Linked DNA regions of Homo sapiens: region 1 is linked to region 2. Evidence: read pairs that join two places in POLR2A ChIA-PET (ENCODE). Cell type or tissue: A673. All regions are shown on one strand. Links, peaks and the distances in the headings refer to the core of each region. The heading gives the core; the rest is flanking DNA. Region 1 has its middle 19 kb from the start of ACHE. Region 2 holds the start of MUC12 (mucin 12, cell surface associated).

The links. Peaks named below come from ENCODE experiments on the same cell type or tissue, not always from the same donor. Only the 100,000 strongest peaks of a DNase experiment are listed, where the experiment ranks them.
Region 1: POLR2A ChIA-PET joins it to region 2 with 13 read pairs; 5 of 35 experiments call an interaction of 5 or more read pairs at or near these places.

What each region holds. Positions count from the first base shown.
Region 1 is chr7:100,907,295-100,922,177 of GRCh38, reverse strand. No RefSeq gene overlaps it. Among named protein-coding and RNA genes, the nearest start is that of ACHE, 19 kb to the right of the region's middle. RefSeq lists an enhancer at 5,285-5,394. In A673, for the core only: no CTCF peak of the experiment used is centred there; no DNase peak of the experiment used is centred there; H3K4me3 peaks cover 520 bases.
Region 2 is chr7:100,964,062-100,978,944 of GRCh38, reverse strand. It overlaps MUC3A (mucin 3A, cell surface associated), which reads right to left. Exons shown (of 12, transcript NM_005960.2): 6 at 14,102-14,250; 7 at 13,598-13,663; 8 at 13,079-13,241; 9 at 12,386-12,559; 10 at 12,202-12,293; 11 at 11,994-12,046; 12 at 10,598-11,824. The coding sequence ends at 11,783. It overlaps MUC12 (mucin 12, cell surface associated), which reads right to left and starts at 9,380. Exons shown (of 12, transcript NM_001164462.2): 1 at 9,256-9,380. The coding sequence starts at 9,322. LOC124900622 (a long non-coding RNA gene) reads left to right here and starts at 14,138. Exons shown (of 3, transcript XR_007060456.1): 1 at 14,138-14,225; 2 at 14,679-14,842. RefSeq lists silencers at 12,361-12,570, 12,591-12,730. In A673, for the core only: no CTCF peak of the experiment used is centred there; no DNase peak of the experiment used is centred there; H3K27me3 peaks cover 2,277 bases.

The DNA.
Region 1 (14,883 bases), core at 4,537-12,536, 58 kb after region 2:
AGCTACTCAGGAGGCTGAGGCAGGAGATCACTTGAGCCCAGGAGGCAGAGGTTACAGTGAGCTGAGATTGTGCCACTGCACTCCAGCCTGGGCAACAGAGAAAGACTCCCTCTCAAAAAAAAAAATTGGCCAGGGGTGCTGGCTCATGCCTGTAATCCCAGCGCTTTGGGAGGCCAAGGCAGGAGGATCAGTTGAAGCCAGGAGTTCGAGACCAGCCTAGCCAACATAGTGAAATTTCATCTCCAATAAAAATACAAAAATTAGCCAGACATGGTAATGCACACCTGTAATCCCAGCTACTTGGGTGGCTGAGGCACAAAAATTGCTTGAGCCTGAGAGGCAGAGGTTGCAGTGAGTGCCACTGCACCCCAGCCTGGGCAACAGAGTGAGACTCTGCCTAAAATAAAATAAAATAAAATGTATAAAAGCTGTAAACCAACCACCTTGGGCACCTGTTCTTAGGACTTTTAGGGGCTATGTCATGGGCCTTGGTCACTCATATTTGGCTCAGCATAAATCTCTTTAAATATTTTAGAGTTTAACTCTTTTTGTCAACACATCAGTTGACAGTGATCAGTAGTCTACCTAAAACTGCCTTTGTGAAAATTTTATCACTGAGAAAAATTATAATAGTAAGCAGAGTTAACACCCTCCACCTGCACCACCTTGCCTTTCCCTTGATTATTTGGGGGCTATTGGGCCAAGCTAACTTTGGAAGACATTTTAGGTTATCATTTAAATGATAACAGGCCTTGCCCTGAAACTCCTCTCCTCCCCAAAGCCTTTTGTAAAGCCAATGGGAGACCATCAGGCTTGGAGGAGAGGAGCTTGAGTCCTAAGATTGGCCTTTTGAGATGTCTTTTCAGGATTTTTGCATGTCAGACATCCATGGCTCCACCTGAACCCACCTGAATCCCCCACCAAACCCACCCCTGTGGCCCTGCCCAGAAGCAATTCTGCCTGCAGGAGGCAGAATTTCATCTCCACCCCAACCAATCAGCAGCAAGCACCTATTACCTGGCCACCCTCATCCCTTTGTGGAGTCCTAATTAGGGAAAGGGAACCAGGCTGGTGGAACCAAGAGAAAGCAAAAAGAGAAAGCAGATAAGCAACAAGTCTGTCTTTCTTCATGATCCAGGACACACAGCCCTCCTGCACAAGTAACTTACAACCTTTCCTGCACCCAGCTATCACCAGACACCTGTAAGTTAGCTCACTGCAACTTTGATGTTATCAGTACTACATAAAGCCCTCTTCAACAGAGAGCATAAACACTACCCTATAAAATCTCCAGCGAGTCTTTGTTTTTTGCAGTCAGTTTCTCTTCTGCTGGTAGCCCGTTATCTCTCTGGCAGTGTATTTTCCTACTTTGTCTAATAAATTTGGCTTCCTTTACTTACAACTGTCTTCACAAATTCTTTTACCCCACACCACCAGCTGTCGTTTTCCCATGACACCCCTAACATACAAGCTTTGGACAAGATGATTTGAATGCTAACTCCATCTCCCATGTGGCATGGCGAGCCTTGTGTCTATTAAACTCTTTCTCTACTACAATGCCATGGTGTTTCTTTACGCAGCAGGCAAGAAGAACCTCTCAGGTGGTTACACATCCTCCTGCTCTCCTTTCCAAGCTAGCTGCTGCTGAAGAAGAACTAGAGGCAAAGCTGAGTGCCCTGGTGGAGGGGAGGACAGCTGCTTGCACTCAGAAGCCTGCACAGATACAGAGAGGTCAGCCACCATGGGAGTAGGGATGAGAAATTCTGTCCTGCCAAAACCCCCACCAACCCAAAGACAAAAGGAAAAGTTTGGCTGCCACGAGGAAGGACAGATATGCTGAGAAATTCCATCCCCAAGACCCAGGAGCAAAAAACTTGCCTGAGACAGAGACTAGCCCTGAAGAAATGGAATACCATGCCTCTGTCAGAGGCAGGTGAACCAGAGCAACTCCATCTTGAATAGGAACTGGGTAAAATGAGGCTGAGACCTACTGGGTGCATTCTCAGATGGTTAAGGCATTCTAAGTCACAGGATGAAATAGAAGGTCGGCACAAGATACAGGTCATAAAGACCTTGCTGATGAAACAGGTTTTGTAGCAGGACAAGCCGCAGACACAACCCCTCAGACACTGAGTTAAAGAAGAAAGGGCTTTATTCAGCCAGGAGCTTCAGCAAGACTCACGTCTCCAACAACCGAGCTCTCTGAGTCAGCAATTCCTGTCCCTTTTAAGAGCTCACAATTCTAAGCGGGTCTGCATGAGAGGGTCGTGATTGATTGAGCAAGCAGAGGGTACGTGACTGGGGGCTGCATGCACCGGTAATTAGAATGGAACAGGACAGGGATTTTCACAGTGCTTTTCTATACAATAGCTGTAATCTATAGATAACATAACCAATTAGGTCAGGGGTCAATCTTTAACAACCAGGCCCAGTGTGTGGCACTGGGCTGTCTTTTAGAAATGAAATGTGGATTTCATTTCTGCCTTTTAGTTTTTACTTCTTCTTTCTTTGGAGGCAGAAATTGGGCATAAGACAATATGAAGGGTGGTCTCCTCCCTTAGTTTCAGTAAAGAAGCCGGCCAAAACCCACCAAAACCAAGATGGTGAAGAGAGTGACCTCTGGTCGTCCTCACTGCTACACTCCCACCAGCGCCATGACAGTTTACAAATGCCATGGCAACGTCAGGAAATTACGCTATATGGTCTAAAAAGAGGAGGCATGAATAATCCACCCCTTGTTTAGCATGTCATCAAGAAACAACCATAAAAATGGTCAACCAGCCACCCTCAGGGCTGCTTTGTCTATGGAAAGGCCATTATTTTATTTCTTTATTTTCCTAATAAACTTGCTTTCACTTTACGGACTCACCCTGAATTCTTATGCAAAATCCAAGAACCCTCTCTTGAAGGGTCTGGATTGGGACTCCTTTCCTGTAACACCTCTACCATGAGCCTCACACCAAGTAACCCACAAGAACAGTCCCAAGCTGTTGGCAGGGTGAGGAAAGCAAGAACATGGGAAGAGATCTTGCTTTGAAAGCCCCCAACTAAATGGGGGTTTCCGTAGCAGAGCAGCTAGTAACCCTGCTTTAATGGGAAATGAAGGACATGGTGTTTGCAGTGTCCCTTTCATGGGTTGCTTCTTTTGTTAGCAGCAGCGAATCCACACGGGTCTGCAGCAATTCAATTCTTGCCTCCTCGAAGGAAATAATTCCTCTGAGGGGCATAAGGCAGAGTGAGAGACTGAGGCAAGTTTTTGAGCAGGAGTCAGAGTTTATTAAAAAGTTTTAGAACAGGAACGAGGCCGGGCACGGGACAGCTCATGCCTATAATCCCAGCACTTTGGGAGGCTGAGATGGGCGGATTGCTTGAGGCCAGGAGTTCAAGACCAGCCTGGCCAACATGGCGAAACCCCGTCTCTACTAAAAATACGAAAATTTGCCAGGCGTGGTGTCGGGCGCCTGTAATCTTAGCTACTGGGGAGGCTAAGGCAGGAGAATCACTTGAACCCAGGAGGCAGAGGTTGCAGTGAGCTGAGATCACACCACTGCACTCCAGCCTGGATGACACAGCAAGACTCTGTCTCAAAAATAATTAATTAATATAAATTTTTAAAAAAAGTTTTAGAGGAAAGAAAGGAAGTAAAGTACACTTGGAAGAGGGCCAAGCAGGCAACTTGAGAGATTCAAGTGCACTGTTGAGCCCCTGACTTGGGGTTTTATACATTGGCATGGTTCCGGGGGTTGCGTCTCTTCTCCCTTGATTTTCCCTTGGGGTGGGAACAGTATATTTACTGAAGTTGTGCACATGCTCGTTTGAGGCGTTCTTCCCCTACCAGCTGAGGGTTCCTGGGAAGACATAGATCTGTTGGCCAAGTGCAGTGGCTCACGCCTGTAATCCCAACACTTTGGGAGGCCAAGGCAGGAGGATTGCTTGAGGTCAGGAGTTCAAGACCAGCCTGGCTAACATGGTGAAACCCCCCTCTACTAAAAATATAAAAACTAGCTGGGGCCGGGCGCGGTGGCTCGCACCTGTAATCCCAACACTTGGGAGGCTGAGGCAGGCAGATCATGAGGTCAAGAGATCAAGACCATCCTGGCCAACATGGTGAAACTCCGTCTCTACTAAAAATAAAAAAAAAAAATTAGCTGGGCGTTGTGGTGTGTACCTGTAATCCCAGCTACTTGGGAGGCTGAGGCAGGAGAATCCCTTGAACCTGGGAGTTGGAGATTGCAGTGAGCCGAGATCACTCCACTGCACTCCAGCCTGGGCGACAGAGCAAGACTCCATCAAAAACAAAACAAAAAAGAAATACCACTTAAACTCTGCCATGTTGCCTCTTAGTGCACATGCTTGAGCCCACTCACCCAACTCCTGAGATCTTATCAGGAAGCTGCTTATCACCAGCCTCAGGTGTTTTCTGTCTATTGGGAAACCACCTTTCCCTGGCGCCAGCTACAACCAATTATTATTTCAGAAAGACAGTTTAACAACCACTTGACCACCACCTATTTGTCACTTGACATTACTGGGGAAGGGAATGGGGCATCCTCTCCTACCCTCCTCATGTCTGCCTAGATACCTACTCTAACATAACCAGCCACGGCAGGCCCAAGCTACTGGGGAGCGGGGCGAGCAAGAACATGGAAAGACACCCTGCTTTGAGAGCTACATGAGGGTCTCAGTAGCAGAGCGGCTAGCAAACCTGCTTTAAGGAGAAATGAAGGGAAGCTGGGTGTAGTGTTCACAGCGGGCTTTTCACAGGATACTTATTTACCTAATGGATGGCCTAATGCTTAGGGATCCCTAAAGGTCCCTTACTTGGGAAACTTGCTTATACTGGCAGACACCTCGTGGCTTTTGTGTGACCCACCACGTCCAGTTTATGCCTGCTGGATGGTCTCTCTGGCTCTGGGAGCCCAATCTTATGTTCCCCCAGGCGCCCCAGGGAAAACCCAGCCTCAGATTTCCCCTAGTTCTTCAGATGGAAGTTGAAAATTCAGGAAAGCACTTTTACCGGAAACAGGTCCTAATTCAGTCCGCAAGAGAGGGTTCTTGGATCTTGTGCAAGAAAGAATTTGGAAGGGCCAGGCGCAGTGGCTCACGCCTGTAATCCCAGCACATTGGGAGGCTGAGGCGGGCGGATCACGAGGTCAGGAGATCGAGACCATCCTGGCTAACACGGTGAAACCCCGTCTCTACTAAATACAAAAAATTAGCCGGGCGTGGTGACAGGCATGCCTGTAGACCCAGCTACTCGGGAGGCTGAGGCAGGAGAATGGCATGAACCCAGGAGGCGGAGCTTGCAGTGAGCTGAGATCATGCCACTGCACTCCAGCCTGGGTGACAGAGCGAGACTCCGTCAAAAAATAAAAAAAATAAAAAAATAAAAAAATTGGAGTGAGTCCACAGAGTGAAGTGAAAGCAAGTTTATTACAGAAGTGAAAAAACGTGAGAATGGCTGCTTCATAGACAGAGCAGCCCCGATGGCTGCTGGTTGGCCATTTTTGTTTCGTTTTGTTTTTTATTGTTTGTTCTTCTTTTTTTATTAGTTTGTTTGTTTTGTTGGTTGGCTATTTTCTAATGGTTATTTATTGATCGTATGCTAAAGAAGGGGTGGATTATTCATGAGTTTTCCAGAAGAGGGGTAGGAATTTCCCAGAACTGAGAATTCCTCCCCCTTTTAGACCATATAGGGTAACTTCTGGGCATTGCTATGGCATTTGCAAACAGTCACAGCACTGGTGGGAGTGCCATTTAGCAAGCTAATGTATTATAATTAGCATATTATGAGCAGTGAGGACAGCCAGAGGTCACTCTTGTTGCCATCTTGGTTTTGGCGAGTTTTGGCCGGCTTTTGTTGAGACGGAGTTGCTCTTTCGCCCAGGCTGGAGTGCAATGGCACAATCTCAGCTCACTGCAGCCTCCACCTCCCGGGTTCAAGTGATTCTCCTGCCTCAGCCTCCTGAGTAGCTGGGATTACAGGGGCCCGCCACCACGCCCGGCTAATTTTTTGTACTTTTAGTAGAGATAGGGTTTCACTATGTTGGCCAGGCTGGTCTCGAACTCCTGATCTTGTGATTCGCCCGCCTCAGCCTCCCAAAGTGCTGGGATTACAGATGTGAGCCAAAGCACGTGGCCATGGCTGGCATTTTTTTTATTGCATCCTGTTTTATCAGGGTCTTTGTAACCTACATCCTATCTCATCCTGTGACTAAGAACGCCTAACCTCTTGGGATGCAGCCCAGCAGGTCTCAGCCCATTCTACCCAGTCCCTACTCAAGATGGGGTCGCTCTGGTTCAAATGCTTCTGACACCATCACAATAGGAAACAAGTTCAAAGATTTCTTTTTATTATTATTATTTTATAGAGATGGAGTCTCACCGGCCGGGTGCAGTGGCTCACGCCTGTAATCCCAGCACTTTGGGAGGCCGAGGCGGGCGGATCACGAGGTCAGGAGATCGAGACCATTCTGGCCAACACAGTGAAACCCCGTCTCTACTGAAAATACAAAAAAATTAGCCAGGTGTGGTGGCGGGCGCCTGTGGTCCCAGCTACTCGGGAGGCTGAGGCAGGAGAATGGTGTGAACCCAGGAGGTGGAGCTTGCAGTGAGCTGAGGTCGTGCCACTGCACGCCAGCCTGGGCGACAGAGTGAGACTCCATCTCAAAAAAAAAAAAAAAAAGAGATGGAGTCTCACCATGTTGCCCAGGCTGGTCTTGAACTCCAGGGCTCAAGTGATCCTCCTGCCTTGGCCTCCCAAAGTGCTGGGATTAAAGAAATGAGCCACTGTGCCTGGCCCCAGAGATTTTTTACAGACAATAAATAAGGGCCTCCTAGGCAGGAAGGGCACCATGAGTCAGGAGGGCACCATGAGTTGGGAAAACACCATGAGTCAGGAGGGCACCATGAGTTAGGAGAACAGTCCTCCATCCCCAGGTCAAGTAGAGAAAGAGAGAATAGGAGTAGAGTCGAGTGGAGAGAGCATGTGGCAACTAGCAGTACATATATAGAGAGGGGAATACAGTGCCAGTCACTTGAAGTTCAAGGGCAGATGTCTAAATGCTCCACTTAAAGAAAGTGGTGGGGGCTGGGCGCGGTGGTTCATGCCCATAATCCCAGCAATTTGGGAGGCCAAGAGGCCGAGACGGGTGGATCACTTGAAGAGAAGAGTTTGAGACTTGAGGTCAGGAGTTCGAGGCCTGGGCAACAGGGCAAGACTCTCTCAAAGAAAGAAAGAAAGAAAGAACCTCGTGGAGGTAGAGAGTTCGAGACCTGGCCAGCCTGGTGAAACCCCATCTCTACTAAAAATATAAAAATTAGCCAGGCCTGGTCACTTGCGCCCATAGTCCCAGCTACTCAGGAGACTGAGGCAGGAGAATCGCTTGAACCTGGGAGGCAGAGGTTGTAGTGAGCTGAGATCGCACCATTGCACCCCAGCCTGGGCAACAGAGCGAGACTCGATCTCAAAATAAATAAATAAATAAATAAATAAATAAATAAATAAATAAAAATAAAGGAAGTGGCGGGAATGCAGGGAGCCCAGCCTGCTGGGTGAGAGAGGCGCCTTTAAGTTCATATTCTGGCTACCAGCTTGGCCCATGTGGATGTGGTGATCTACTTCTAAAGTCTAGCCAGCAACCTTTGGTCTGTTGTTCCTAATACCACTGACCTAGGCGTGAGACCTTGTGCATATTCCAACGGGTACCGTTCGAATGGTGTGGATATTAAAGGCTATCAGAGAAGTCTGGGCTACGTGCCATGCTGAGTAAGGCCTTGGATGAGCGTAAACAGTTGAAGCATATGAAGGCACCCAGTTGACCTGAAATCCCATGCACAGCCACCCACTCCACCGCCTAGGGTGGCGCCAAGGGAACAGATCAACTCTGGACCTAGAGCAGAGTGTAATGATGCTGTCACACACTGGCATGGCTTCCAGATTGGCTTGCACATGGCCAGAGTTTCTTTTAGGGATGGATGTGAGCAGAGAGCAAGCAGCGTACTAAGATCATAGCCTATGCAGGCAGGGAGTTCAGAAAGAAAAGTAAAAATGTCCTATGTCCATTTGTGTCTTAGGAGAGGTGAATCCATGGGCGTGACCTAGGTTTACCACCCAAGGAGTGAAGGTTTAGCGTAAGGGGTGAAGTCATCTCTAGTGTCAAGGCCCTGGGTTGGGGTGATGTCGTCTGAGATGATGGCATCTACAGCAGTGAGATTTTGGGGTGATGTTGTCTGGCATCTGGTATGTAGGATGGGGCTCCTTCTTTTTTTTTTTTTTTTTTTTGGAGGCAGGGTCTCCCTCTGTCACCCAGGCTGAAGTGCAGTGGCACTATCATGGTTCACTGTAGCCTCAACCTCCAGGGGTCAAGCAATCCTCCTGCCTCAGTCTCCAGAGTAGCTGGGACAACAGCCATTCGCCACCATGCCTGGCTAACTTTTTTTTTAATTTTTTTTGTAGAGGCAGGGGTCTCATTATGTTGCCCAGGCTGGTCTCAAACTCCTGGCCTAAAGCAATCCTCCCACCTTGGCCTCCCACAGTGCTGGTATTACAGGCGTGAGCCACCACGCCTGGCCTAGTGCATTTTTTGAAAGGTTAAAGTTAGAACCTACATTGTAGAGGCACAAAACCCAGTGTCCTTTTTTATATTTTTGTTATATGAATTTTGAATTTCCAGTTGAATCAAACTATGGAAAATATATTGTATACTAAATTTATCTGTTTATATTTATATTAAAATATTATATATGTATCATATGTATATTATATATGTATAATACATATAATGTATTACATATAATATACATATGTACATATAAGGTATACATATCTACATATATATTGTTACATATAATATACATATGTACATATAAGGTATACATATCTACATATATAATATATTGTATATAATATATACAATATATTTAACCATATATATTGTACCTCTAGGTACAAGGAGAAAATAAAAGGTGACTAGATAAATTATATATACATATATAATGTGTATAGAATATACATGTAGTATACCTATATGGTACATATAATAATATATAATGTATTATATATTAATATATATACACACATATGTGTACATATGTATATATTATACAGTAATATATGTATTATATCACATATATTATGTATGTATATTTTATATGTATATATAATTTAGTTAGTCACCTTTTATTTTCTCCCTGTACCTACAGGTTTGCTCATTAATCAATAAGTAATCTAGAGATAACATTATGTTTGCTAGACCTGGTGTTTGCTCAATACTTAAAGTTTAAAGTTCTCCTTTTTTTCTTGGACTTCTAACTTCCTGAAGCAGCAGTCTCTCTCTCTCTCTCTTTTTTTTTTTTTTTCTTGAGACAGAGTTTCACTCTTGCTGCCCAGCCTGGTGTGCAATGGCGATTACCTTCCACCACCATGCCCAGCTAATTTTTGTATTTTTAGTAGAGACGGGGTTTCACCATGTTGGTCAGGCTGGTCTCGAACTCCTGACCTCATGATCTGCCCACCTCAGCCTCCCAATGCTGGGATTACAGGCGTGAGCCACTGTGCCCGGCTTCTTTTTTTTCTTTTTTTTTCTTCCTTTACGTTTTGAGCCACCTGAAGCCTGAGTTCTTTGTCTCTGGCTGACAAGAGGGAAAGTGGGAAGAGGAAAGGCGCCCTGTGTCTCCAACCAGCAGCCTCTCTGGGGACGCCCCCCACCGCGAGATAATCAGTACCTTTTTTCCTTCTTTTTTTAAGTAAAATGTGTAGAACTACTTGTAATTCTAGGTGGCTAAAATATTTTTTTTCTTTCCTCCCTCTCTCTTTGGACGTTTACCTGACAAGCTCATGGTGGCACTGAGTAGCGTCTGTTGAGAGCAGCGAACAGTCTTTGTTCCCATGTCTTGGTCCTACTGATTATCTTTTTTTTTTTCCTTTTGGAAACAGTCTCGCTCTGTCGCCCAGGCTGGAGTGCAGTGGCACAATCTCAGCTCACTGCAACCTCCGCCTCCCGGGTTCAAGCAATTCTCCTGCCTCAGCCTCCCAAGTAGCTGGGATTACAGGCACCCACCACCACACCCAGCTAATTTTTTGTATTTTCAGTAGAGACCAGGGTTCACCATGTTGGCCAGGCTGGTCTCAAACTTCTGACCTCAGGTGATCCACCTGCCTCAGCCTCCCAAAGTGCTGGGATTACAGGCATGAGCCACCGTGCCCCGCCATCTCTTTTTTTTTTTTTTTTTTTTTTGAGACAGGGTCTCATTTTGTTACCCAGGTTGGAATGCAGTTGTGTGATCACATCTCACTGCAGCCTCAATCTTCCGGGTTCAAGCAATCCTCCTGTCTCAGCCTCCTGGGTAGCTGGGATTACAAGCATGCACCACCACACCCGGCTAATTTTTTTTATTTTTCTGTACAGAGTTTCACCATGTTGCCCAAACTGGTCTCACACTCCTGGGCTCAAGCAATCCTCCAGCCTCAGCTTCCCAGAGGGCTGGGATTACAGGCATGAGCTGCCTCGCCCAGCCTGATTATCTTGATCTAGGTATTTACTTAAGAGAAATGAACATGTATACACACACAAGTTTTGAGTGTACTAATTATAATAGCTAAAAATTAAGAAGGGAGGTTATCAGATAGTGAAGGGATAAATTTTGGTATATCCATACAATGGAATCCTCTTTGGCAATAAGAAGGAATGAAATATATGTGAACTGACTTGGAAGAATTGCAACAACATTAGGATAGTGAAAAAAGTCAAATAGTAGACAATATGACTATTCCATTTATATAAAATTCTAGAAGAGGCCAGCTGGGCGCGGGTGGGAGAGGTGCTTCTAAATTCTCACGCCAGTGAGACTCATGCCTGTAATCCCAGCACTTTGGGGACCGAGGGGGGCAGATCATTTGAGGTCAGGAGTTTGAGACCATCCTGGCCAACATGGTGAAACCCCATCTCTACTAAAAATACAAAAATTAGCCGGGCATGGTGCTGCACACCTGTAATCCCAGCTACTCGGGATGCTGAGGCAGGAGAATCACTTGACTCCCAGGAGGCGGAGGTTGCAGTGAGCCAACATCATGCCACTGCTCTCCAGCCTGGGCAACAGAGCAAGACTCTGTCTCAGAAAAAAAAAAAAAGGAAGAACCTCGTGGAGGTAGAGTAGACTGACAGTTATCAGAGTGTAGGGAGGGGGCAGTGAAGAGAGGTTGGTTGATAGCTACAAAAATACAATTAGATAGAAGAAATAGGCCGGGCACAGTGGCTCATGCCTGTAATCATAGCACTTTGGGAGGCCGAGGCGGGTGGATCACCTGAAGTCAGGAATTCAAGACCAGCCTGGCCCACATGGTGAAACCTCATCTCTACTAAAATTACAAAAATTAGCCGGGTGTGGTGGCATGTGCCTGTAATCCCAGCTATTCAGGAGGCTGAGGCAGGAGAATCGCTTGAGCTCAAGAGGCGGAGGTTGCAGTGAGCCAAGACTGCGTCATTGCACTTCAGCCTGGGTGACAGAGTGAGACTCCGCCTAAAAAAAAAAAAAAAAAAAAAAAAAGGAAATTGAAAAACAGGAAGCAAAAAACAAAGTCATCCACAATCACCAGCATTTTACAGCTTGACATTCCTTCTAGGGTCCTGGGTGTAGGCAGAACATCCAATCTCATAGGACTGAGATCACACAATACGTATTATGCTTTTTCACGCATCATGAATATTTACCCATTCAAAACCTAAAGCTATGTGAGCATTTTGGTAACCAAGAATACACATCACCAACTCAATCTGTTAAGGAAAAAAAATGTAATCCTGCTTTTCTTGAGACAAAAATTTCATAGAAGACAAAAGTGGCAATAGGCATCTAGATAAAAAGCATTGGCAGAGTTCTGATTAAAAGACTGCATTCCCTTAATGCTCAATTTAAAATAAAAACGTAGACCAGACACAGTGGCTCACTTCTGTAATCCCAGCACTTTGGGAGGCTGAGGCGGGCAGATTGCTTGAGCTCACGAGTTCGAGACCAGCCTGGGCAACATAGCAAGACCCCTTCTCTACAAAAAATGCAAAAATTAGCCCAGCGGGGTGGCACACACCTGTAGTCCCAGCTACTGGGGAGGCTGAGGTGGGAGGCTCACTTGAGCCCAGGAGTTTGAGGCTGCAGTGAGCTATGATTATGCCACTGTACTACAGCCTGGGTGACAGAGCAAGACCCTGTCCCTTAAAAAGAAAAAAATAGATTTGGGGAAAAGTAGATCTTTATAGAGCCGAACACCTTTTTATTTATTTATTTATTTATTTATTTATTTATTTTGAGACAGAGTCTCGCTGTGTTGCCCAGGCTGGAGGGCAGTGGTGCGATCTCGGCTCACTGCAACCTCTACCTCCTAGATTCAAGCAATTCTCCTGCCTCAGTCTCCCAAATAGCTGGGATTACAGGCGCCCGCCACCAGGCCCAGATAATTTTTTGTATTTTTTAGTAGAGACAGGGTTTTGCCATGTTGGCCAGGCTGGTCTTGAACTCCTAACCTCAGGTGATCCACCCACCTCGGCCTCTCAAAGTACTGGGATTACAGGCATGAGCCACCACACCCAGCCTTTTTTTTGAGACAGAGTCTCACTCTGTCACCCAGGCTGGAGTGCAGTGGTGCGATCTTGGCTCACTACAGCCTCCACCTCCCAGGTTCAAGTGATTCTCCTGCCTCAGCCTCTTGAGCAGCTGGGATTACAGGCACCTGCCATCATGCCCGGCTAATTTTTGTATTTTTAGTAGAGACGGGGTTTGGTCATGTTGGCCAGGCTGGTCTCACACTCCTGACCTCAGGTGATCCACACACCTCGGCCTCCCAAATGCTGGATTACAGGCATGAGTCACCACGCCTGGCCTTAAATTCTTACTTAAATTTATTAAACTTATTCTTATTTAAATTCTTTTATTCCTCAATTCCTTTCTATAAATTTTCATTATTTTACTTTGAAATATCTGCCAGGACTTTCAAGAATCATAATTTTGGCAACCCATATGCCAGCCTTATGTGTCTCACAATTAAAGCACAATGTTTTGAGCATTGAAAAGAACCAATATGTTGATTCACACTCACAGTTGCAAAACAAACGTGTTAGGCCATTCTTGCATTGCTATAAATGCCTAAGACTGGGTGATTTATAAAGAAAAAAAGTTTATTTGGCTCACGGTTCTGCAGGCTGTACAGGAAGCACGGTGCCAGCATTTGCTTCTGGTGAGGACCTCAGGAAGCTTCCACTTACAGGGGAAGTTGAAGGGGAGCTGGCATGTCACAGGGCAAGAGAGAGAGCAAGAGAGAGTGCGGGAGGGAGGTGCCACACTCTTAAACAACCAGATCCCACTCACTATTGCAGAAACAGCACCAAGGGGTTGGCACTGAACCATTCATGAGAGATCCACCCCCATGAGCCAAATACCTCCAACCAGGGCTCATCTCCAACACTGGGGATTACATCTCGACGTGCAATCTGGAAAGGACAAACATCCAAACTATATCAACAAATGAAGGCTGGAGAAATCCAAGGACTGAAGGACATCCTGGTTATAATTCCTACATTTAAGTCACATTGAGATGTGACATAGTATTGTACAACAGAATTTTTAAATCTTATTTGCCATGCCTTAGAATCTTTTTCTTTTGAGACGGAGTCTCGCTCTATCGCCCAGGCTGGAGTGCAGTGGCACAATCTCGGCTCACTGCAACCTCTGCCACCCAGGTTCAAGCAATTTTCCTGTGTCAGCCTCCCAAATAGCTGGGATTACCAGTGCCCACCACAATGCCCAGCTAATTTTTATAATTTCAGTAGAGACAGGGTTTCACCATGTTGGCCAGGCTGGTCTCAAAATCCTGGCCTCAAGTGATCTGCCCACCTCAGCCTCCCAAAGTGCTGGGATTACAGATGTGAGCCACCTCACTCAGCCAGAATCCCTTCCAAATTAAAAATCAAACAGAAACCCCACAGAATCACATTTGTTTGGCATTGCTCTAGTAATATGTGCATCTTGGGTGCAAGCGTCTAAATTGCTAAACCTGCATCTGCAGTTTTACATTTTAAGATGCTTCCGGCCAGGCGTGGTGGCTCACGCCTGTAATCCCAGCACTTTGGGAAGCCGAGGCAGGTGGATCACTTCAGGTCAGGAGTTCGAGACTAGCCTGACCAACATAGTGAAACCCCATCTCTACTAAAAAATACAAAATTAGCCAGGTGTGGTGGCGCATGCCTGTAATCCCAGCTACTCAGGAGGCTGAGGCAGGAGAATTGCTTGAACCCGGGAGGCAGAGATTGTAGTGAGCTGAGATTGCACCATGGCACTCCATCCTGGGCAACAGGAGCAAAACTCCGTCTCAAACAAACAAAACAAACAGAAAAAAGATGCTTCCGGCTGGGTGCCGTGGCTCACACCTGTAATCCCAACACGGTGGGAGGCTGAGGCGGGAGGATCACCTGAGGTCAGGAGTTCAAGATCAGCCTGACCAACATGGCAAAACCCGATCTCTACTAAAAATACAAAAATTAGCTGGGTGTGGTGGCGGGTGCCTGTAATCCCAGCTACTTGGGAGGCTGAGGTAGGAGAATTGCTTGAACCGGGAGATGGAGGTTGCAGTGAGCTGAGATCGTGCCACTGCACTCCAGCCTGGGAGACAGTGTGAGACTCCATCTAAAAAAAAAAAGATGCTTCCATCCACTGTTCATCTCAGATTAAATGAAGACCAAGGCTAGGCACAGTGGTTCACGCCTGTAATCCCAGCACTTTGGGAGGCCCAGGTGGGTGGATCACTTGAGGTCAGGAGTTCAAGACCAGCCTGGCAAACATGGCGAACCCCCTCTCTACGAAAAACACAAAAATTAGCCGGGCGTGGTGGTGGGTGCC
Region 2 (14,883 bases), core at 3,622-11,621:
CCAGCTACTTGAGAGGCTGAGGCAGAAGGCTCACTTGAGCCCAGGAGGTCAAGGCTGCAGTGAGCTATGATTGTGCCACTGCACTCCAGCCTGGGCAACAGAGAAAGACGCTGTCTCTAAAATAAAATAGATTATTATTTAATTAAGGCAGCTGGTTTTTCAGGCAAACCTTTCACATCGTGGCATGCTTGGGGACACACATTAGAAGGTTCTTCAAGGACAAGTCTGAAGACCATCACCAAGCTTTGAAACTGTCTCCTCCTGCCACCTCCAGGACATATTTCTGCTTGTGACAAAATCAGTCAATGAAGTCCCCAGTGGCAGCTCCCCTGAAGAGGCAGTGGCAGTGTGGGGAGCCCCCACGGGGTGTGGAGGGAGGGTCCTTGCTATGTCTCCAAGACCAACCTGTACACCGCTGTGTGACCTTGTGCAATCCAGCGAACCTCTCTGAACTTCCATTTCTCCCTCGAAAATGAGAGTAAATGATGCCTGTTCTTGCCACCCTGATCACTCTAGAATATTCTACAATGTTATGGGAGGCACTGGGATGAGCTGGGGTCCCCCAGTTCTAGGTGCACATTCTGCTCTGCCACACAAGAGCTAGATAGCCTGGGTCTATTCCTTTAACATAAGCTCATTGGCTCCTGGCTGAGTTGTAGAGGTAGAGATAGAGCTGGGGCCACCCCAACCCCTGCACACACCAATGGCGGTGGATGGACTTCTTGGCTTTCTAGTGCCAGCAGGCACTGTCACTGCTTCTTAAAAGCAAGAGCCACCAGTTGAGGCTAAAGCATGGTATCGCGCATTGAATAGGATCACCCCAAAATATATCCTCGAAGTCCTAACTCCTGGTACCTGGGAACGCGACCTTCTTTGGAAACAGGGGCTTTCCAGATGTCATTAAGTCAAGGATCTCAAGATCAGATTTAGGATGGGCCCTAAATCTGCATACTTGTCAGAGAAAAGAGAGAGAGGTGTGACGTACAGGAAAGATGCCCAAAGACGATGAGGCAGAGATCGGAGTGATGTTATCACAAGCCAAGGAACACCAGGCGTCAACAGGAGCTAGAAAAGGCTGGCCAGGCACGGTGGCTCACGCTTGTAATCCCAGCACTTTGAGAGGCCGAGGCCAGTGGATTGCTTGAGCCCAGGAGTTTGAGATCAGCCTGGGCAACATAGCAAGACCCCGTCTCTACAAGAAAAAAAAATACAAAAATTAGCCAGTCTCATAATCCAGCCTCTAAATAACGAGATAAACATTTTTTTAAAAAGGAAGAAGCTGGCCAGGCACGGTGGCTTATGCCTGTAATCCCAGCACTTCGGGAGGCCAAGGTGGGTGGATCACGAGGTCAGGAGTTCGAGACCAGCCTGACCGACATGGTGAAACCCCGTCTCTACTAAAAATACAAAACTTAGCCGGGCGTGGTGGCGCGTGCCTGTAATCCCAGCTACTCAGAAGGCTGAGGCAGGAGAATTGCTTGAACCGGGAGGCAGAGGTTGCAGTGAGGCGAGATCGCACCACTGTACTCCAGCCTGGGCAACAGAAAGACACTCCGTCTCAAAAAAAAAAAAAAGCTAGAGAAGGCAAGGAGAGATCTTCCTCTAGAGAGTTTGAAGGGAATGTGGCACTCATGATGACCTTGACTTCAAGCTTCTGGCGTCCACAACTGTAAGAGAATAAATTTATGTTGCTTGAAGCCACCAATAGTGTTTGTTAATTTATTGTGGCAGACCTAGGGAACACATACACACAGGCATCCCCAATTATAGCAAGTGGTAAAAAATGGGGACCCTGGAGCTGGAAAGCTTAGGTTCAAATCCTGACTCCTCCAACTGATGAATGGGTGGTATTGAGCAATTTCTTTTTTTTTTTTTTTTTTTTTTTTTTTTTTTTGAGATGGAGTCTTGGTCTGTCACCAAGGCTGGAGCGCAGTGTCACGATCTCGGCTCACTGCAACCTCTGCCTCCAGGGTTCAAGTGATTCTCCTGCGTCAGTCTCCTGAGTAGCTGGGATTACAGGAACCTGCCACCATGCCCAGTTAATTTTTGTACTTTTAGTAGAGATGGGGTTTCACCATGTTGGCCAGGCTGGTCTCGAACTCCCGATGTCACGTGATCTGCCTGCCTTGACCTCCCAAAGTGTTGGGATTACAGGCGTGAGACACCACGCCCCACCGAGCAAATTATTTATCATCTCTGTGCCTGTTTCCCCACGTATAAAAACCCAAAATCAGTAACACATCCTTCTTCTTAGGAATGTTGTAAAAGTTAAATGAGATAATATTATAAAAGTGTCCAGCACATAGCAAACCCTCAATGAATATTTGCATTTTTTTTTTTTTATAAAGAGTCTCGCTCTGTCGCCCAGGCTGGAGTGCAGTGGCACTATCTCAGCTCACTGCAATCTCCACTTCCTGGGTTCACGCCATTCTTCTGCCTCAGCCTCCCAAGTAGCTGGGACTACAGGCACACACCACCATGCCCGGCTAATTTTTTTATTTTTAGTAGAGACGGGATTTCACTGTGTCAGCCAGGATGGTCTCGATCTCCTGACCTTGTCATCCATCCGCCTCGACCTCCCAAAGTGCTGGGATTACAGGCATGAGCCACCACGCCTGGCCGAATATTTGCAATTTTTAATACATATATATATTTTTTTATTTTTAAGAGGTAATGTCTTGCTCTGTCACCCAGGCTGGGTTGCAGTGGTGTGATCCTAGCTCACTGCAGCCTGGAATTGCTAGATTCAGGAGATCCTCTCCCCTCAGCCTCCTGAGCAGCTGGGACTACAGAGACACACCACCACACCCAGCTAACTTTTTTATTGAAAAAATATTTTTGCCCAGGCTAGTCTCAAACTCCTGCCCTCAAGCGATCCTCCCACCTCGGTCTCCCAAAGTGCTGGGATTACAGGCATGAGTGAGCCACCATGCCTGGCCCATTTTTAATATTAATATGATACTCAGACTATCGGGTCTCTATTGACTTCTCCAACTGTGGTGTGGGTGTCTCTTGGCCTTTCCACACCCCAAATAGTTATGGGTGACCCCAGCTCATCCCACTACCACCCCAAGATTTGATCTTCCCGAGGGAATCTGATTACCAATATCCCAATTCTCTCCCTAGCTCTGTGGAAGTTCAGACAATGCAGTTCTGAATTTGTCTAAGGCCTTTGAGCATCTGTTAATATAATACTTCCTTCCTGTCCTACTCAACTACCACCAAACTCAAATGCTGCCTCTCCCTGTACCCTCATCAGCCCAGGTGGAAGGGCCCCGGAGGCCCCCTCTCGTAGCTCCAGCAGCAGATTGGGCTGTGGCCTTTCTGCCCCAATCCCACCTCATTAACTCTACTATAAACTGTTTATTCACCCTGCCTTATCCAGAGCACCTGCTCAAGCAGAGCCAGCCTTTGGTGTTTGCTGAATAAGTTTATTACTCTTTGTATAAAACTGCATTCCTTGTAATTGCGTCAATTTTTACATCACTTGAGTTTCAAAGGTTGCCCCTTTGTCTATTGTGAAGCAATCTGTTCTCACCTCCACCACTCTCTTCCCAATTTTATAGGTGTTAACCATTTCCACCCCCAGCTTCACCTTTCTAAGCTAAAGAGCGCTGACCCCTTCAGACCCCTGGCCCCGCCCCTCCAGGGCAGACAGTTGGTCCCTCTCCCCTAGCCCATCCCCTCCTCGACCCTTATTAGGAACACTGTGCAACTTCATGTACATAAAACAGGATAGTGGTTCCAGTCATCGTGTGGATCCCTGGCATTTTTCTGGCATTTTCTGGCTTTTGTGTCCTCTGCAGCAGTTGGAAAAGGTAGAATTCTAGACTGTGTCCCCATTCCAGGAGCCTCAGGCCACCAGGACAGCTCCTCCCAGAAACCCCACAGTCATTCCACACTCAACAGGCCCAACTGGAGACCCTTGTCTTCCACCAAAGAGAGGCTCCTGTCCTCCCGGTCAATACAGCCTCCTGGACTGTCCATCTCCTATTCCAGGGTGGCTCTCGGTGCCTCTCAAGAGGCCTCTTTCAAACGAAGATGGTAGAAATAAAAACCATAATATCAGAGATAAAGAGTTCTTTTCTGATTTTTAAATTTATTATTATTATTATTATTTGAGACAAGGTCTCTCTCTGTTGCCCAGGCTGGAATGCAGTGGCACAATCACAGCTCACTGCAGTCTCGACCTCCTGGGCTCAAGCATTCCTCCTATCTCAGCCTCCCAAGTAGCTGGGACTACAGGCGCACACCACCACACACAGCTAATTTTTTTCTGGTATTTTTTGCAGAGACAGGGTCTCCCTATGTTGCTCAGTCTGGCCTCAAACTCCTGAGCTCAAACAATCCTCCCACCTCAGCCTCCCAAAGTGCTGGGATTACAGTTGTGACCCACTGCACCTGGCCAAAGACTTCTTTTCAACAGGATGATCAGCAGATAAGACACAGTAGAGGAAAGAATTAGTGAAGATAAGTCAATAAAAACTGAAAATAAGTCAGTTTTTATCTTCAGTCAATTGATAAGTCAATAGAAATTATCCAAACTGAAACACAGAAAGGGGTGGTGGGGATGTGTGCAGAACAGTATCCAAGAGCTGTAGTCCAATATGGAATGGCCTAACATACATCTCATTGTAGTCTCAGAAGGAGAAGAGAGAGAGAACAGGGCAGGAGAAATATTTGAAGACAATAATCACTAAGAATTTCCAAAAATAAACAAAGGGCCACAAACCACAGACATTATAGTCTGGGTCAAATTCCTGAAAACCAAAGATAAATAGAGAAAAGCTTTTTCTGAGACAGGGCCTCACTCTGTCACCCAGGCTGAAGCGTAATGGTGCAATCACAGCTCACTGCAGTCTCGAATTCCTGGACTCAAGAGATCCTCTCCCCTCAGCCTTCCAAGTAGCTAAGACTATAGGCATGCACCACTATGACTGGCTAATTTTTTTTTTTAAGAGATGGGGTCTCCCTATGTTGCCCGAGCTGGTCTCGAACTCCTGGGCTTAAGGGATCCTCCTGCCTTGGCCTCCCAAGGTGCTGGGATTACAGGCATGAGCACCACACCCAGCCTAATTTTTTTTTTTTTTTAGAGATGGGGTGTCACTACATTGCCCAGGCTGGGGCCTCCCAAAGCACTGGGATTATAGGCATGAACCACTACACCCAGCTGATGAAGAGAAAATCTTGAAGGCAGCCTGTCTTAGTCATCTTGGGCTGCCATAGCAAATACCATTGACTGGGTTGCTTAAACAATAGAAATTGGCCAGGTGTGGTGGCTCCTGCCTGTAGTTCCTGCACTTTAGGAAGTTGAGGTGGGAGGATGGTTTGAGCCCAGGAGTTCAAGACCAGCCTGGGCAACAAAGCAAGACCCCCATCTCTTAAAATAAATTTAAAAAAATAGATTTATTTCTCACAGTTCTGGAGGCTGCAAAGTTCAAGACCAAGGTGCCGGCTGATTTAGTTCGTGGTGAGCACTCACATTTTCATACCTCCTCAGCCTGTAGTAGGGGCTGGGGCAATGGCACTGGACCCATCCTAGAAGCCCAGGACAGCTCCACTCAGAAATTTCACCATCACCCCAAACTCCACAGCCTCAACTGGAGACCTTTGTCATCCAGCAAAAAGAGGCTCCTCTCCCAGTTAACACAGCCTCCTAGACCATCTATCTCCACGTCCCCCAGCCAACCATCAAGTGGAGCCCCCATTTCCAGGGGAGTTGGGTTCTCAGCTGGGCCTTCATGTCCTCCTCCCAGGATAGCTTTGGGTGCCTCTCAATGGCCTCTCTGATGCTGGTCTGCCCTACAGAGGCATCCCCAGCCCTACTCAGCCCACAGAGGTTCCTGTGATGTCTAAATATCTTAGCTTGGTCTTACTGCTCCTGTCATCCACAAATGCACCAGCACCACCACACTCTCCCCAGCAAACATCACGCTCCATCCAGCAGATGCCCCCTCATCTTTCAGGGCATTCCTGCACCGTAGCTCCCCTGCAGACCTGTGGAAATGATTTTTCTGCCTTCTCAGAGTGCTCTTCCCTTGCTCGACTGTCTGCTTCTCCAAAACCTCACCAGTCCACAATGTGCCCTGGAGTACCCAGAAAAGCGTGCAGAGAGTAGGAAGAAAAGCTACAGATGCTGGGCCAGATGCGGTGGCTCGCACCTGTCATTCCAGCACTTTGGGAGTTCGAGCTGAGCAGATTACTTGAGGCCAGGAGCTCAAGACCAGCCTGGCCAACATAGTGAAACCCTGTTCTACCAAAAACACACAAAAAAATTAGCTGAGCATGTTGGCGCACACCTGTAGTCCCAGCTACTCCAAAGGCTGAGGCAGGAGAATCTCTTGAACCCTGGAGACAGAGGTTGCAGTGAGTGGAGATCATGTCACTGCACTCCAGCCTGGGTGACAGAGGAGACTGTCTCAAAAAAAAAAAAAAGCTACAGATGCCACTGATCGTCTCTGATCTGACATCTGAACTGCTCCCCAAGGACCCAGAATCCATTCCCAGAGCAGGGGATGATTTGCAGAGAACTGGGTTCCTCTAGAGGGGTGGAGGAGCGCTGGTGGAGAGAACTGGGATCCTCTAGGGAAGGAGAGGCGCGGGTGCAGAGAACTGGGGTCCTCTAGAGGGGAGGAGGGGCGCAGGACACAAATCCACTGTCAAGTGGTGGCCGTGTTCATTATTTGCTGTGTGGACCCAGGCAAATCACTCATCCTCTCTCTGAGTCTCTACATATCCTCATCTGCCCCGACTTCCTTACACAGATCTCCTCATGAGAATTATATGAGCTACCTGCTGGGAAATGGCTTTGTGAACAGCAGAGCCCTCTGCAAGAGGAGGGCAGGGGGTCTCTGGATCTAATCAGATCTTCCGGAGCCCTCCGGAGTGGCCCTACTTGCCTGGCCTCACTCCCTTCTGCTCTCTGCACTGGCCATAGATAGATGTTTTTCTGACTGTTTTGCACACTAAGGGATTCACCTGTGTTATCTTTGACACACAATTATAAGCACCTGAGGAACGGGGGTTTTTGGTTGCTTGGGGGCCGTCTCTAACACACGGCTGGGTACACAGAGGCAATGCCACCTGCTGACTCCTGGGGCCTTCATCATCGCTGTCATCACCTCCATCACCCTCTCCTTGAATAATCTGACTACAGAGATCTGCTAGGCCAGGCCTTGGGAGCAGGGATGGGGAGGACCCCTCCTAAGACCCATCCAGGCCCACAGTTTCCCACTTCTGTAGGTGAACTTAAAGGGAATCTATGTCTTATTAATAAACTCTCATAATGTCCCCAAATCCACAGAGTTCGTCACTCCAGCCCTTGAAACTCTCCCATCAGCTCCTCCCTGCCTGTACCTCTCTCCCAACATGTCCGGGTGGGGGTAAAGGAGGTCTCATCTGTCAAGGCTTGGCGGGCAGAGGCAGCCTCGGAGGGCCTGAGTCCCTGGCTGGGAGGATGGTGGAACTTCCCTGGTGGGTTACCTCGAAGGTGTCCTGCAGGGCTCCAGAGACCCCCACCCCAGCTCCCCTGCCCCCTCACCACCCCTTCTGCCCACCCCACAGCCTTCAACTCAAGGTCTCCCTCTCTCGCCTCTCCTCATCCCTGTCCACCCCTGCCAGAAAGGAATCAGAAAGTCTGTTCTGTATGAGGGAAATCAGCGGGTCAGAGTCATCTCTCAGACACAGCCACGACCAGGCTGAGCAAGGACCCCTGAGCCTCTGTCTCCTCCTACAGCCCCTCAGCCACGGTTTGTTTTTTTTTTGTTTGTTTCTTTTTTGTTTGTTTTTTTTTGAGAGAGTCTCGCTCTGTTGCCAGGCTGGAGTGCAGCAGTGCAATCTCGGCTCACTGCAACCTCTGCCTCCAGGGTTCAAGTGATTCTCCTGCCTCAGCCTCCTGAGTAGCTGAGACTACAGGCGTGTGCCACCATGCCCAGCTAATTTTTTTTTTTTGAGACGGAGTCTCGCTGTCGCCCAGGTTGGAGTGCAGTGGCGCGATCTCGGCTCACTGCAGGCTCCGCCTCCCGGGTTCACGCCATTCTCCTGCCTCAGCCTTTTGAGTAGCTGGGACTACAGGTGCCCGCCACCTCGCCCGGCTAATTTTTTGTATTTTTAGTAGAGATGGGGTTTCACCGTGTTAGCCAGGATGGTCTCGATCTCCTGACCTCGTGATCCGCCCACCTCGGCCTCCCAAAGTGCTGGGATTACAGGCCATGCCCAGCTAATTTTTATATTTTTGGTGGAGTTGGGGTTTCACCATGTTGGCTAGGATGGTCTCAATTTCCTGACCTCGTGATCTGCCTGCCTCGGCATCCCAAAGTGCTAGGATTGCAGGCGAGACCCTGCAACTGGCAGCCATTTTTTCTTTTTTCCTTTTCTTTCTTTCTTTCTTCCTTTCTTTTTTTTCTTTCCTTCCTTCTTTCTTTATTTCTCTCTTTCTTTCTCTCTCTCTTTTTTTTTTTGGCAGTGTTTTGCTCTTATCGCCCAGGCTGGAGTGCAGTGCCACAATCTTGCCTCACTGCAAACTCCACCTACCAGGTTCCAGTGATTCTCCTGCCTCAGCCTCCCAAGTAGCTGGGATTAGAGGTGTGCGCCACCATGCCTGGTTAATTTTTGTATTTTTAGTAGAGACGGGGTTTCACCATGTTAGCCAGGCTGGACTTGAACTCCCAACCTCAGGTGATCCACCCACCTTGGCCTCCCAAAGTGCTGGGATTACAAGCATGAGCCACCACGCCTGGCCCCGTCAGCCATTTAACTGGTGGGGATTCCCCGGGTGCACCTGAGGCTACTCCAAGTCAAGAGATGATACTGTCACACACCCCTCTGGACTCCCTCTCTCCCGACCAGGGCTAGCAGCATGTGCAGTGCCTCCGTGAGGTTTGGAAAGACCCATCCCTCCAGCAGATAAAGCCCCCAGGATGAGGGCAGGCAGAGATGACTGTCTATGTGACAAAAGCCCCTTCATCCTCCCGGGGGGAGCCTGGAGAGCAGAAGCTGTGGATTTCAGCCGCCCCTCAGCCAGGAGCTGTGTGCAGACCATCCCCTGCACAACCACAGGCACCCACAGGTCTCCACAGTGACCTCTTCAGCACCCCCAAAGCAAGATGAGGTCACAGCACGGGTCTCCAGCCCTGTGGCAGCCCCTTGCCATGCAAAGGGGAGGAGGCCACCTGCAGCCCTGCTGCCTGAGGCAGGGGCATGTACTATTACCACCCAGGAGCACTGGACCTGGAGCATCAGCCCAGGAGCACTCACCTGGTGTCACTGTAGTAACGGACGCGCAGAGCCGGAGAGCCAGCGTCAGAATCCAGATCACCAGCATCTCCCGGGGAACGGGCCCCTGGCTGCCCATCTTCTCTCATCAGGAGGGACCAAGAAATGAAGGCCTCCCAGGAAGGGATCAGCTATAAAAAGGACCCCAGAGAACTTTGCCTTGAAGAAGAGCAGTGCCTGTCCCAGGGTAGAGGTGAGGTGATGGCATTGAGCAGGTAGCGCGTGGTGACCACGGGGAGTTAAACGAAGGGCAGCCTGTCCACCCTTCTTCCTTATAAGTCCTGGAGTAGTCACTGCCCTGAGCCGGGGTCCCTCTCTGTCAGCGGAAGTCAGAGGCACTTTGGGTGGGGCAGCGCAGGAGGGAGGGAGGGAGGCTAGAGGTGTGAGCACACCACTGGTGACAAGAGGTGGGGGCCAAGAAGCACCAGGAAGCGGGTGACCACGGAAGAAGTTCAGAACCGTGGAAGGGGCAGCTGGCAACAGGCCAGACCAAGTGAAGGACCCTCCACTCCCACCCCCGAGAAGCCCCTCTCTCTTCCAGCCAACCTTCCCCATCCCCTGCCTCAACATGGTCCTTGCCAAATGTCCAGGGCTTTCCCTGGGGTCCCCAGTTTCCAGCCCTTCTCCTGGGCAGAGGGCCCACTCACACCTGAGACTTTATGGTCCTTGTCCCCACCCCTGGCCAGACACAGAGGTGACAAAAGGCCATGGCCCATCCCTGCCCAGAGAAAGCATCAAAGGGGCCTCTGCCAAGCCAGCACCCAAAGACCCAAGGGGACACGTTATTTCTGATCACTCTCGACTCCTCAGGCAGGCCTGACTGCCCACAACAGCAGGAACAGAAGGGCCCGGTGCCAGCATAGACAGGCTCTGCTGTGTGAGTTTGCTATCAGGGTTTGGGGGCCTTGTGGGGGATCAAGATCTTTGGGGAGGCTCAGCTTTACCCATCCTTGCAAAAGGTGGCTGGACCAGGCAGCCCTAGCCCCTGGACCACCCAACTCCCTGAACCAACACCAGGGGTCTAATTGCTCCCTAAGCCCCCAGTATCAAGGTCAGGGCAGTGGTGGGGGTGGGGAGAGCACAGATGACAAAGCCCAAGGGGCCCCTGCCCAGAGTCACTCCCCAATAAAATGGGTCCCCCCAACCTCTGTGTTTTCTGTGAGGAACCTCATGGCCCCCAAGGGCTGCCCACAGACCCCCTCCTTTGTCCCCAGGAGACACAGGTGCTCCCAGGATCCTCCTACAGTGCCACCTCTGGAAATCCCTGTTCTCTGATCAAACAGAGACCACTGAGGGGGTGAAAAGGAGACAGACAGAGAGCTGCTGCTTTTTACAATAAACTCTGTATTGTGCACATGAAGACCTGGAGATGTGCCGACTTCCTGTCCCCAAAGCCAATCTTCCCCGCCAAGGCGACTGAGGATTTCAAGGGCTCAGAGTTACTGCAGGAATCCAGGTGACACCAGGAAGAGAAGGGGGAGGAGGGGAATCGGAGGGGATGGGTTTAAAAGGCAGAGGGGAGGCAAGAAGGGAGGGGGATCGAAGGAAATGAGGAGGAGGGAGACTGAGGGGGCTGCCTTTCCTTGGGGACTGGGGAACTCATGCCCTGCCCCCACCCGCAGGGCTCCAGGGGTGAGAGAAAGGGGTGGAGAATAAAGAATTGGGCAGCAGGGTGATGGGGGGAACAGCAGCTGGGGTATTTAGGTCAGGGGGAGTCGGGGGCAGAACCGATGAATGGACGGGCTCAGAAGGGAGAAGATACAAGGAATGAGAGCAAGAGAAACGGGGAACTGGGCAACGGGGTGACGGGGAGAACAGCACCTGGGTATCCTAAGACACAGAGGCTATCTATACCTTGCTAGGGACCAGGATGTGAGGAGAGGAGGGAGGATTTAGGGCTGGGGGACTGGGGTGCAGGATGGATGAAGGAACGGGGTCAAAAGGGGAGGACGTCTAAGGAATGAGAGCAAGAGATGCAGCAGGGAGTTAGATCAGGAGAGGGCAGGAGATGGGATGGGGCTGCAGGCTGCCTCCAGGTTCAAAGTAAGAAACAGGCAGTAGGGAATTGAGAGAAAATAAGAACCAGGGCCAGAGACCAGGTGAAGGACGTGAGGATTGGAGGATCCGAGAGAGGCAATGGCAACACGAGGGCTGAGACGGGAGGGCAGAGTAGGACCGAGAATTGACCAAGTCTATGTGGTTTTCACAACAACGGCGTGAGCTATCATACAGGAATGCTGTACCCGTTTTGCAGGTGAGGAAACTGAGGCTCGTTACTGACTTGCCCAAGATTCCACAGTGGAAGAGCCTGGACGTGAACTGCGTCTCCAGGTGGGTTTCAGCCAAGTTGGAAGGAGAAGGATGGGATTTGGGGGAACAGTCTCATCTTGCCCAAGAACAGCAGGAGCCTGGGCTGCCCGCGTCCTGGGGCCACCTCTTGAAATGGACGCAATGCAGACCCTTGTGTCCGGGGCAGGGCGGAGGGGGTGGTGAAGGGGCCCCGCAGGGCTCACACTGAGGACGAGGTCATCTCGGGTCTCTTGATGTGCACCTGTCAGAGTCACAGTGAGGGACGGGAACGCGGAGCCACTGGTTTGGGCTGACAGGGAGGTCACTGCTGATCCGAGCCCAGCCCCCTCCCTGCCCTGGTGGGGGTCGGGGAGGGATTCTGGAATGGAGGCTGGGAGAGTTCCTTGGGGTCCCCCTCTTTAGCCCCTCACCTTCATAGTGGTGTCCACGTTCTCCAAGGCCACATAGAAATTTGTATCCTTGTCTAGAGAGAGAGAGGAGCGGAGAAAGAGAAGGGGAGAGGGAGGGGACGGAAGGGAGAGGGGGACGGAGTAAATGCGAGGAAGGCAGGGAGGGCGTCTGTCCTCGCAGTGGTGCCCAGGAAAGCCTCTGCCTGCTTCCCCAGGAGGCAGGACTCACCTGTTCCGTCGTCCTCGAAACCCCAGTTTGAAAAAGTGCCCACGACTTCCTCATCCCAGGTCTCGAACCATTTCCTGTCCTGGTCCCAGGACCTAGGTGGGGCCGCCGCGCGGTCAGACAGAGCCGGCCCGCCTGGGACCCCTTGGCTGCCCTCGCCCCCCGGCCCCGCCCCCCGCACGCTCACCGGCCTCGGCGCTGGCCGCCCCACCATCCGGAGCGCACCGCCCGGACGCCCAGCGCCAGCAGCAGCAGCACCAGCAGCGCGGCGCCGGCCGTCAGGCCCCCGACCAGCGCCCTCCAGTGGACGGCCACCTCGCAGCGCGGGCCAGAGAACCAGTGCGTGTCGGTGGAGTAGCAGCTGCGGGAGATCGCAGGGTCAGACCCTCTTCACCTCCGGGCTCGGGGTCCACCCGTGCACCTGGGCCCCGCGGGGGCGGGTGAGGGGGCGGGGCTCCAGCCTAGGGCAGCGGGGGGTTCCACCCTAGACAAGGGGCTGGGAATCCACCCTAGAACGAGGGGCCGGGGCTCTACCCTAGGTGAGGGGGCGGGATTCCACCTTAGATCAAGTGGGCAGGGCTCCACCCTAGAAGGAGGGGGCGGGGTTCAACCCTAGAACGAGGAGGCGGGGCCCCACCCTAGAATGAGTGGGCGGGGTTCTCTCCCAGAATTAGGGGACAGGACTCAACCCCATCAAAGGAGCAGAGCTCCAGGGCAGGGCTCCACTGTAGGGCAACGGGGATGGGCTTGGAGCGGCACTCTGGGGACGAGGCTCCACTGTAGGCCCAGGGCGCGGAGCCGGGGCGGAGCATGGGGCAGGGCTTCATCCTAGAATGAGTGGGAGGGGCTCGGCTGATGCCGATGGTGAGCGGGGCCTTACCGACACGTGGGACCGCTCGTCTCCAGAACGCACTGGCCCTGGTGACAGTCGATGGCGTTGTCCACCCCCGACGTGCATTTGGTGACACAGCGGAGCCGGGTGGCCTCCACCAAGGGGAAGTAGAACTCTTCATAGCCCGTGGGAGCGGCGCGGCGGCAGATGGCTGGGGGTTGGGGAGGGGGATGCACAGAGACAAGGACCTCATCCATTCTATTCAGGGGCCTGATAACGGTGCCTCTGAATATGCGCGAGGAGGATTCCATTTCCGAGGTGGGATGCTGTGGGGTAGACCCTGGGATTCGATGAGGGGAGGCCACCCGCAGCACCCTCACCCTCTCCTCGTGGCCCCTGCTGTCCTCAGGTGGAAGCCACTAACCAGCGCCAGGAAGGGCCGCCCTGGGCCACATGACTTGCCTCCCCCAAAGGTCTCTCCCTGCCCACAGGCTTCAATGGGCAAATGTCCCTGGTAGCCCGGATCATAGCCGCGGGAGACCACTCAGCCCTTTACCCCACCCTTACCTGCCGGGGTCAGCTCTGTCTTGCTGTTGTTGTTCACCTTGATGGAGTCAGGCTTAAAACACAGGGCTGCGGAAACACAGGCACAGATGGAATGGGCGGGGCAGATCAAGGGGTTAAGGTCAAGGGGTTAGCGCCAGGAGGCAGGATAGGCACAGGGAGGGCAGTGAGGGCTCTCTCCGTCTGGGAGAGCCCTCTCCCAGACGGAGAGAGCCACAGGCGAAGACTCCTGTTGCCTGCCTCATCTCCCCTGAATAATCCGAGGTCTTCAGCCATCCGGGAAATGCTGACCATGACAATCAGGGGGTCTCTTTCCCAGTACCGAGGTCACGGGGAGACCCTCCCTAGCCCCACCCTTGACACCGTTGTGTGTGGACTTATTCCCCTTCTCCCAACCTGCCAGAGGTACCACAGGGCTGGCACCTGAGCCCAGTGGCCCCCTGGCTGAGCTGGAGTGGGCTGGGGTGACACCTCAGGCCCTGGCCCCTCCCTCCAGCCTGGGCTCACTCTGGGAGTCCTGGCAGCTGTTCACATCCTGGCTGGCGTTCTGCAGCCCCTCCTTCAGCGTGGTCTTCACCTGCTCATACTCGCTCTCCAGCTGGGGGCTGAAGGGCATCTCCAGCAGGACCAGGTAGTCCACCACGATGCTGCCATTCCTGAGGGGTCCACAGCCTTAGAGAGTGCCCCAGCCAGGAACATATGGGTCCTTGGAGGGGCACCTCCAGAAGCAACCCAAAGTGCACCAGAAGGGGGAAGGGAGCAGAGGTCATGAGTTGGGATGCCACGTGCATCCTTTTCAGAAGGGGCTGCCAGCATTCCTGACTTGGTCTGCCTGGGAAGGCAGGACAAGGAATGACTGACATGATTGACTTCCTCTCTCTGTGTGTTTTATAGAGACAAAGTCTTGCTGTCACCCAGGCTGGAGTGCAGTGGTATCATTGTAGCTCACTGCAGCCTCCAACTCCTGGGCTAAAGTGATCCTTTCTCCTCAGCCTCCCAAGTATCAGGGACTACAGGTGTGCACTACCATGCCTGGCTAATCATTTTATTATTATTATTATTATTACTATTTTTACTGTTGTAGGGATGGGTTCTCACTATGTTGCCCAGGCTGGTCTTGAACTGCTTTCAGGTGATCCACCCGCCTAGCCTACCCAAAGTGCTAGGATTGCAAGTGTGAGCCACCACATCTGGCCTGACGTTCTCTTCTTGTTGCATCAAGCCATCATCCACCGGGCGCCCCTAGACGTGCGTTCTCTCCCTCTCTCTCTTTCTCTCTCTCTCTTTCT